Regions from separate parts of the Homo sapiens genome. Here region 2 is linked to region 1. Evidence: chromatin loops called from intact Hi-C (ENCODE). Cell type or tissue: thyroid gland. All regions are shown on one strand. Region 1 overlaps HECW1 (HECT, C2 and WW domain containing E3 ubiquitin protein ligase 1). Region 2 holds the start of LOC124901619 (a long non-coding RNA gene).

Region 1 (5,000 bases):
CCCTTAAAGAGCATTCTCAGGAGCTCCACCTGGCAGCTTCCAAATTTATCTCATTAGATTCAAATATGTCATATGACTACCCCCTCCCTGTAAGGAAGACTGGGAGATAAAGCTGTTAAGAAGAGACCATTCCCAAATTAAGTCGTGGCCCTGTTAGTAAGTGAAAAAAGAGAGGGAAGATATTGGTAGATAGATAACAGCCTATAACAACATCCCCGAGATAAATACAGTACCACAGGGGGAAGAATCAATACACAAAAATATAATAAGTAAAGATTTTCCTTCACAGAGTAGGCAAATCAGAATTCATGTTTCAGGTAAAGTCAACGAGAGCAAAAACCTATATACCTAGACATTTTAGCAAAATGCTCTGATACATTTTTTAAAACTCTTAAATGTACCCAAGTAGAAAAACAATCCAGATTATCTACAAAGAATTTAAATTTAGGCTGCCCTCAGACTTCTCCATGATCACCAAAGGTAGAATAATATGTCAAGAGTCTTGGGGAAAAAGTCACAACACAAAAATGATAGTCGCAGACAAAACATTATTTATTAAAGTAAGAAAAAAAAATCCCCCAAATATTGAAAGATTGAGGAAAATATGCCACTTAAAAACCTGCAGAAGCCCAGCATGGTGGTGCATGCCTGTAGTCCCAACTACTTAGGAGGCTGAGGCAGGAGGATTGCTTGAGCCCAGGAGTTCAAAGCTGCAGTATGCTATGATTGCACCACTGCATTCCAGCCTTGGGGACAGAGCAAGACCCTGTCTTTAAAAAAATTAAATTTAAATTTAAACATAAAAACACTTAAACATAGACTTTCCCAAAAATCTATAGGTGGGAAGTTCATTCCATTCATATTTTAAAACACATTTATTCTTTTTTTTTTTTTTTTTTTTTTGAGACAGAGTCTCACTCTCTTACCCACACTGGAGTGCAATGGTGCAATCTCGGCTCACTGCAACCTCTGCCTCCCGGGTTCAAGCGGTTCTTCTGCTTCAGCCTCCCAAGTAGCTGGGATTACAGGCATGCACCACCACGCCCGGCTACTTTTTGCATTTTTAGTAGAGACAGGGTTTCATCATGTTGGCCAGGCTGGTCTGGAACTCCTGACCTCAGGTGACCCGCCCACTCCCAAAGTGCTGGGATTACAGGCTTGAGCCACCATGCCCGGCCACAAATTTATTCTTAAAATTTAAGAATGAAACACTTGGGCTATAAAAAAACATAATTTAGGTAAGTTTGAACAAGTTAGAGAGGGCTTGTGACTAATTATATTTTCCGAAGATGGACACAGCTATATATCCTAGCCTACATGTGACAATGTACAGCTCTCTGTTGAGAAGAATTCTTAAGCTAAATCTAGACTTAGCAGAAAAGAATGACTTAAAATTATTGACATGCCAAGATGGGAATCAACAAATAAAGTTTTCATCCAAAACAGCATAAAAAGAAAAGTAAAAGACACTCATGAAAACTGTATTATTAAAAATATACATATATTTGAAAACAATAGATATAAGAAAGTACAAAATAAAGGAAATGAATATCAGCATTAGTTCTTGAGTTAAAAAAACAATAAAATAGACACATTTACAACTAATCTTAGTTGAAAAAGAGAGGGAGGAAGAGAGGGAGAGAGTAAGGGACAGAGTAAGGAAGGAACAGAGAAAGAAAGAGAGAAATATAAAATGTAAAAACAACAACAAAAGGAATTAAAGCTACTAATAAACAGGAAACTATAAAAGAAAAATGGTCAAAAACTTGAATTTAGAAAAATAGACAGTTTTCTAGGAAAAGATAATTTATTTGTCTCAACTAGAAATAAAAACTAAAGAGACCAATAACCATAAGATTAATGAATTAATTTATCAGATTGATACGGAAAAAGGCATAAAGCCCAAGGAGATTTTCCAGGGAATAATAATCACATGATATTCATTTCCCAGGAGAATTTAAAAAGTTTACCAATTCATTTTATAAATGTTAAATACATAGTATAATAAAAATGCAAACTAATCTTATTTATTCATTTATATATAAATGTGTATATATTTCATATGTAAGTATATCATATATATATAAAACTAAACACATTGAGTCATCACAGAATTGAAAAAATAATAGTGCTCAGGTTGGGTGTATTTGAAGGCTGTAAAGATAGTTTAATTCTAGGAAACTTATTAATGTAATTGATCATTTCATTAGGTCAAAGGAAAAAACGCACTAGTTAACTTCAGTAAATTCCCCCAAATTCAATGTTTAGACATGATTAAAACACCAACAAAACTAGAAATAGAATCATCCTTCTTTCTTATTAAAAAACTGAAACAAATAGCCCTTATTATTTAATAATGAAAAACTAAATCCAGCTTAATTAAAGACAAGAACTAAATAGAACTCTTCTTTCACCACATTATTTATTATCGTTCTAATTTTAGCCAATGTTATAAGCACCTCCCACCTCCAACTGAAGAAGAAAAGAAGGGAGGAAGGAAGGAAGGAACAGAGGAAGGGGAAGAGACCAGGAGAGTGGAAGGAAGGAAGAAAGAAGGGTCAAGAATTAAAGAAAAGTGTAAGCACTCAATTTCTTGTGTTAGAGATAACATAAAAGGCACTCACTGGGCAAAATTGGGTTAATTTGAGCACCATGAAGAATACTGATTGTATCACACTGAGTAAGTAAAAATCCTTAAGAACCCAGTGACTCTCTTCCCCTAAAGGGAGGGGTGGAGGAAGGGAGAGAGAGAAAGAGAGAAAGAGAGAGAGAGAAGGAAACTCTTGTTCACAGAAGAATGACCACTAATGAATGTGAAGGGAATCATATGATTGTAAAGTTACCATTTTGCAACCCCCAATGTAGATTTAGGGGCGATCCATTCGATGATACGACAATTAAGTGCAAGGTTATTGGGGAATAGGAATTTGTCCCTATTAGTAAGTGTGAAGACAAATTGTACTTTTTGATGGAGACATCTGAAGATCATTATTTTAACCAATAGGTCATCACAAATAAAATTAAAAGACACATCTTAAACTGCATCAAAAATGATAGTTAACATCTATAATATATAGACTTAATTCAAATTGGCAAGAGAAACACCAAAACCTTACTTGGGGCGGGGGGGCGCTGTGAGGGGCTGTGTGGAGATGCAAAGTCCCAGTACAGAGAATTTGCAGAAAATGAGATACAAACATGATCCTTTCACTAAGAGTCAGAGAAAATAGAGTGGATAGGATTGCATTTGCCTTTGCATCTGAACCTAACAACAGAGGTTTCACTAAACTGGGTATTTTCCCCACTCGATGCCCTTGTAACCCAGGCCCCCAGGCCACCTTTCCCTCCATGTGGAGTCCTCAGCATGCAGCTTTCAATCCTCGGTCATAAGACAGCAGGAGGAGACAGAAGGACAAAGGGTGAACACTTGTGCCAACTGAAAATGTCCCTCCTGATCAGGAAAACAACATCTTTCCCAGATGCCACTCTCAGGAGTCACCTGGCTGCACCTACCTGCAAAGAGCCCACCTCCAGTATCCCTCTTCCTTTGGCAAAAGAGCAAAACTAAAAGGGTTTAAATCATAGCGCTGAGCACTGACAAGTTGGAGTCTGGCACCTTCATAGAGGGTTGGAATACAATATATGTTGTTACAACTTTCCTGAAAAGCCACATTCTTCAGTATGTTTGAGGAAACCCCAGTGTACCTTTTGATTCATCAGTTCTGCTTTTGAGAATCATTTCTATGGAAATACCAAAAAAATGCAGTCAATGATTTGTATACACTGTATTAATCAATTCAATGTTTCTAACATCCACTCCTCTCAAAAAACAAAACAAAGGTACATTTAACTTCAGTGCCCAGTAATAAGTGAAAGGCTGAAAATGCAGGGTTGGTCATTGGAAAGCCCAGCAGTGTGAGCTGGTCAAGCCATAGAAACACTTCAGGTCTCAGTACTCCCATCTGTAGACTGAAGTTAATAATACTTTTCACACAAACTTGGAAGGATTAAATACAAAAAAAATTTTTTTTTGAGATAGAGTCTCACTCTGTTGCCCAGGCTGGAGTGCAGTGGCAAGATCTCGGCTCACCGCAACCTCTGCTCCTGGGTTCAAGCAATTCTCCTGCCTCAGCCTCCCAAGTAGCTGGGATTACACGCGTGTGCCACCACGCCCATCTAATTTTTGTATTTTTAGTACAGATGGGGTTTCACCATATTGGCCAGGCTGGTCTTGAACTCCTGACCTCCAGTGATTCACCCGCCTTGGCCTCCCAAAGTGTTAGGATTACAGGTCTGAGCCACCATGCTCAGCCAAATAAAATTTTATACATAAAACATACAGTAAAGTGCCACACTAAAGAATCAATGCATAATAGATACATACATATACACAAAGTACTAAGTAGATTATTGTATACCCAGTTATTAATACAGGTTGAGCATTTCTAATCCAAAAATCTGAAATCTGAAATACTACAACGTTTGAAATGTTTTAAATGCCGACATAATGCCACAAGTGGAAAATTCCACAATGGACCTCATGTGCCAGGTCACAGTCAAAATTCATGTGCACCACACACAATTGATCCAGCCTGCTGATGTTTGTTGTCATTGTCTAACAGCTGATACAGGTATTCTGGTGATGCTACTGTGTTGCTTAGTTACCTGGAACACATTGTTTATCACTATATTAATGATATGCCATATTGTTTTACTGTTGAGTACTGAAGTGCGAATAAGTGTAAGAAAATGATTACTTATCATTTTCTTTGTAGCATACAAATTCTGAGTCAGGAATGATGGTGATGTCAAACACCCACAGACTGTCCACATGGGTGCCTGAGATAGTGACACCCTTGCTTTCTGACGGTTCAATGTACACAGACTGTATCATGTATAAAATTATCAAAAATATTGTATAATTACCTTCAGGATATGTGCATAAGGCGTACATGAAACATAAATGAATTTCACGTTTAGATTTAGGTTCCAGCCTCAAG
Region 2 (5,000 bases), 120 kb before region 1:
CTGGGAGGCGGAAGTTGCAGTGAGCCAAGGCCGCGCTATCGCACTCCAGTCTGGGTGATAGAGTGAGACTCCATCTCAAAAAAATAAAAGAAAAAAAGAAAGAAACTAGATTTTGTGCATCCACATTCAGTCCCCTGTCCCACTAGGCTAGGCAAAAGGAATCTGGGATTGCAGAAGGACAGGGCTCATTCTTCGACAGACAGCTTCTGTGACTTGGCCTGGGACTCTGATAGCTTGGCACCTTCACCACCCCTTGCAGCCCTCAAGGAGAGGCAAACCTCAATAAAATGACTGGGAGAGAAAGCCAGAGGAGGAAGCATCCACAGGGCCCATCCAGTAAGGGGGGTGGGGTCCCTGACACCAGAAGCATTGCTGCCCTGGGAGAAGTAACGAATGATTGTAGGGCCAGCAACAAAATAGGCTAAAACACAGCTGCCTTCAGAGGAGGTGAGCTAAGTAGGAGTTGTGAGGATCTGAAGGTCATATGCCCTCCGGCCTAACAGGGCCCTCCTCACTCAGCTCTGTGGCTAAGCAGAGGGTGGGCCCAGGACTGTAGGAGCTTTTGATTTTTTTCAAGAGAAGCTAAGATTCTGAATTTTTACATAAAATTGCCTGTTTTTATTTAAAAAATCATTAATAAAATCAAACCTAAAAAATCAAAAAGCACCGGCAGCCAAATAAAATAAACTTGCAAGGGAGCATGAGTTGGTGACCTCTGGGCTATTTTTTTACGCAAGTTCAGAGAGACAGCATGGGTTTTTAGATTGTACCCAGAGGCGGAAGTACAAGGCAGGGCAGGTACACACAGGACGTTCCTGGCGCTCTCTTCTCCACCTTCCTTCCCCTGTCCTCTCTTCTTAGCACTTCCTAGGGCTTTACATTGTGTTCTACACTTGTGTGGGTTCTTCATTTTCTGACACTCCTTCTCACAGCTAGAATAAAACCTCCAGGAGGCCAGAGACCTGTTTGCTAACAGCTGTATCTCTCATTTTTTGACTATATCTGGTACACAGTAGGCGCTCAATAAATAGTGGCCCAGTTGAAAAGGAATGACTGGTCCATGCTCCCATCTACAACATCCAAGCCAGGCTGAGTTGGTGTCACAGACCCCTCATTTCAGGGTCTGTCATCGAATTCAGAGTAGTTCATGAGGCTGCTGTGGACCAGAGTGACCCAGCATAATCCCTATCCAGAATTTTAAGACAAATACAATGCTACCAAATCCAGTTTTATTTTGTATTTCTGTGTGTGTGTGTATGTGTGTGTGCGCGTGTGTGTGTGTGTGTTTTGGTTAAAAAAAATCTGCAAGAGAGGAAGAAAAATACACATCCATCCGTGGCGTATATTCAGCTGTGATCATGAAAATACTGAGTTATTGTCTGAAATCGTGTAAAGCAAGAACCTGCATTAAGAAAGCATAGCTAAGCAAACAGGCCCGGGACCCATATCTGCTGACATACCGTGCTATCCTGAGACTGCCGCAGAACATTTGCAAAGCCGTGTTCTCTAAGAATTCTGCACAGTGCAAACAGGCATGAGGGGAAAAAATACTACTAGGGAACTTCTAGTTCTTGCTGAAAAGGAAAATTTTGAGCTCTAAATCTAGCACTACCAAGCAAGAGAGGCATCTGTGGCTGCATATAAAGCTGGTACTCCTTTGCTTGAACAAAATCCCTCAGTATACAGTACTTAAAATAAACAAAGCTCAAAACAGTCAGCTACACACGCATGTTTTTTGGCCACATGCTGCCTGAAGAAAATAGCTATGCAGTGTGCATGCCCTAGTTTAAACCAAGCCTGAATACCGCACAGTCTCATTCCTCTCCCGGTCTCCTTTTCTAGACAGAAATACATTTCCCTTTAATGTACAAGTGAGAAAAAAATATGTTTAAAAGACAGTCCAGGCCCTTGATAAAAGCACTTACTTTGAAAGAACAGGACAGACTACGTATTCAAAACAAGAGCGCCTTCTTAAAGTGCAGGCTCAGAAGTTGTTCAATGGCCAGGACCTTCATTTGTGCTGGCAGCTCTGGTCCTGCTGGGCATGGTTAAGGGCGAGGCTCGCAGCCCGCACGGCGTGGTCCTTCAGGGGTGCTGCGTCAGGCTGACGCTCCGGAACAGTTACTGGGACAGGCTGTGAGCGACTCACCAGGACAGTTTTATTTCTGTGCTGAGCTTGCTGCTTCCTGCTGGGAAAATGTTAGTGGCGGAGTCACACCCAGGTACCGGGCCGCAGCCAAGGCTCCGCAGATGACCCGAGTTCTGATGGAGGTGGGGACGGGCGGCGCCCGGCACCTAGGGGGCAGAGGGCGAGCAATCCCGGAAGAAGACTCACGCTAGGCGATTGGTCTCCTCACGGGAGCTCCTCGACCCTGCCAAGGGCATGACTCAGCTCACCCAGGGCAGTGCTGGACCACACTATTTATCCCCTAAGGTCCAGGAAAGCCGAGTTCAGGCAATGACTGGCGAAGAGCTAGAGGGGAGGCAGGGAGGCCCCTAAGTCACTGGGGTCTAGAGGTTGTGGCCTCACATGCACACAGATTCAGCCCCTTTCTCTTTGGTAGCTGTTGCAATAGAGTGGCCTAGGACTCCGACCCTGAAAACTATGAGGAGGGGGAGGGGAAACAGGAGGAGAACGGGGAGATGGGGGAAGAGGGACAGGAGAAGGAGGAGGAAAAGGAGGAGGAGGAGGAGGAGGAGGAGGAGGAAAAGGAGGAGGAGGAGGAGGAGGAGGGAGAGTAAAGCAGCCGGCCTTACAATGGAGGTTCCAAATCAATAAGTGTAGAGAATTAATGATGTCCTGATTTTCTGTTGGTGTCAGGATGACAAACTGCAGAGTTAGAAGAGAGGCTTCTCATGACTTTGTCAATTTATATCTGCACAACATTATAACCAAAAGCAAGCCGGAGATTAGTGGAAGTTTAGGGAAGCTGGCTGTGGTTCTACACCTCTGTCTCCTGATACGTTCTAGACCCAGGATGTGTCTAGATGAAGGATGTGGTGGGGCGGGGTATGGTGTAGGGAACCTCAGGATCGTTTTCAGTTTGGAAGATTTAAGCAAGAACATAAAAGTTCTGGAGCCACAGATTTTCTTTATTGTGTAGAGTATGGGGTGAAGGAGACTGATGTAACAATGCCCATTCTGTGTCAGGAGAGGGGTGTTGCTGTCAGGAGCCCTGGGGCTCCACCTCAGCCCTGCGATCTCTGGGTGATCTCTGATGACACACAACCTCTCTGGGCTCCTCTCTCTTTCTTCTTCTTTCTCTCCTCTCCTCACCTCTCCTCCTCTCCTTTGTCTTTCTCTTCCCTCCCTCTCTCCATTGTTTTCCCTCCCTCCCTCCCTTCCTTCCTTCCTCTCTCCCTCCCTCCCTTCTTGCTTGCTTTCTTCTTTCTCTCTTTCTTTCCTTCCTTCCTTCTTCCTTCCTTCTTTCCTTTCTCTTTTTCTTTCCTTCCCTCCTTTTTTCTCTCTCTTTTTTCCTCTTTCCCTTCCTCCCTCCTTCCTTCCTTCCTCTCTCCCTCCCTTTCTTGCTTGCTTTCTTCTTTCTTTCCTTCCTTCCTTCTTCCTTCCTTCTTACCTTTCTCTCTCTTTCTTTTCTTTCCTTCCCTCCTTCTTTTCTTTTTTTCTCTCTCTTTTTTCCTCTCTTTCCCTTCCTCCCTCCCTCCTTCCTTCCTTTCTTCCTTCCTTCTTCCCTCCCTCCCTCTCCCCTTCCTTCCTCCCTCCCTCCCTCCCTCTCCCCTTCCTTCCTCTCTCTCTCTCTTTCTTTCCTTCCATAGCATCTTGCTCTGTTGCCTAGGCTGGAGTGCAATGGCACGATTATAGCCCACTGCAGCCTCTAACTCCTGGGCTCAAGCAATTCTGCCTCAACCACCAGAGTAACTGTGACTGCAGGTGCACTGCCATGCCTGGCTAAAATTTTATTTTTATTAGAGATGGGGTCTCACCATGTTGCCCAGGCTTATATAGACTGGTCTCAAGCTATCCTCCCGCTATCCCCCTCCCAAAGTGCTGGATTACAGGCATGAGCCACTGTGCCTGGTCTGGGCTTCACTTTCGACATGAGAAGTTGTTATGATCCCTCAAATTTTAGTGCCCTATTCTTCCATGTCCTGCCATCTAGCACATGCCCTAAACAGAAGGAAATCAAATGAACCAAGTTTTCCTGCATATTTCTTCCATTGTCCTCCCTTCATTCCTCTACCTTAAGGCAGTAAATTCCACCAAAGGATCACACCTTGGCATTGTAGTCAAAACAGAGCTAAACTCTGAACAGCCCAGAGGAACTGATTTTCTAGTCTTTGGAGAGTATAGCAGACATGGAGCTGTGCTTCTCTTTTAAGAACAGATTCATTGCCTAGTTGTCAGGATGCTGTCAGCTGACAGCTTCCAGCCACCAACTCCTTCCACTCCACCTATGTATGGAGGGGTGCTCAGGCTCTCTTTAGGGTGCCTTGGCCTAACATTAAGCTAGTTGGGGATGCAGGGGTCTAGCCATTCCCACCCAACACTGGGTCTCTGAACAGGCAGTTTTTGCTCCTGAGAGTCCACTGGGCTGGCAGAGGCTCTGCCAGGCTGCAGCCCCCACACAATTCCACTTCCTCCCTTTCCCTGTCACAAACGTTAGTTCTCTCTTGCCCTCTCAGGGGACCTAACAGACACAGAGATGCCAGTCATTTGCAATGCATGTTTTGTTTTTTCTCCACAGAGGGCCTTTGATAGGCTTAGAAAGCCATCTTTGGGTGACAAGATACTTGTCTTTGTAGCATAAAGATCTTCAGCACAGATTTCTTTCTCATTCTCTTATTCACAGATGTGGAAAGGCTTAGTTCCCGTCAGGTCTAGCTAGTGTTTCTCAACCAGGAGTGCATACCAGAATTACCTAGAGACCTTTTCAGTGTGCAACTACACAGGCTTCACGTGCAGAGCTAGACTTGGTGGTTTGCGATGTACCCCTGGTTGAGAACCGGTGTTTATAGCATAAAATTCTTCCTTGTATGAGCCT

Evidence for each region. A loop is a pair of places that touch in the nucleus more often than their neighbours do. Peaks named below come from ENCODE experiments on the same cell type or tissue, not always from the same donor. Only the 100,000 strongest peaks of a DNase experiment are listed, where the experiment ranks them.
Region 2: a loop joins it to region 1, with 4 times the contacts of the local background. A loop is called at or near these places in 1 of 110 quality-filtered maps.

What each region holds. Positions count from the first base shown.
Region 1 is chr7:43,130,297-43,135,296 of GRCh38, reverse strand. All of the region lies in intron 2 of HECW1 (HECT, C2 and WW domain containing E3 ubiquitin protein ligase 1), which reads right to left. All of the region lies in intron 3 of HECW1-IT1 (HECW1 intronic transcript 1), which reads right to left. Among named protein-coding and RNA genes, the nearest start is that of HECW1-IT1, 15 kb to the right of the region's middle. In thyroid gland, no CTCF peak of the experiment used is centred here; no DNase peak of the experiment used is centred here.
Region 2 is chr7:43,246,405-43,251,404 of GRCh38, reverse strand. The region is part of intron 3 of HECW1 (HECT, C2 and WW domain containing E3 ubiquitin protein ligase 1); the gene reads right to left. LOC124901619 (a long non-coding RNA gene) reads left to right here and starts at 2,107. Exons shown (of 2, transcript XR_007060295.1): 1 at 2,107-2,222. In thyroid gland, no CTCF peak of the experiment used is centred here; a DNase peak (open chromatin) is centred at 2,064; H3K27ac peaks cover 1,699 bases.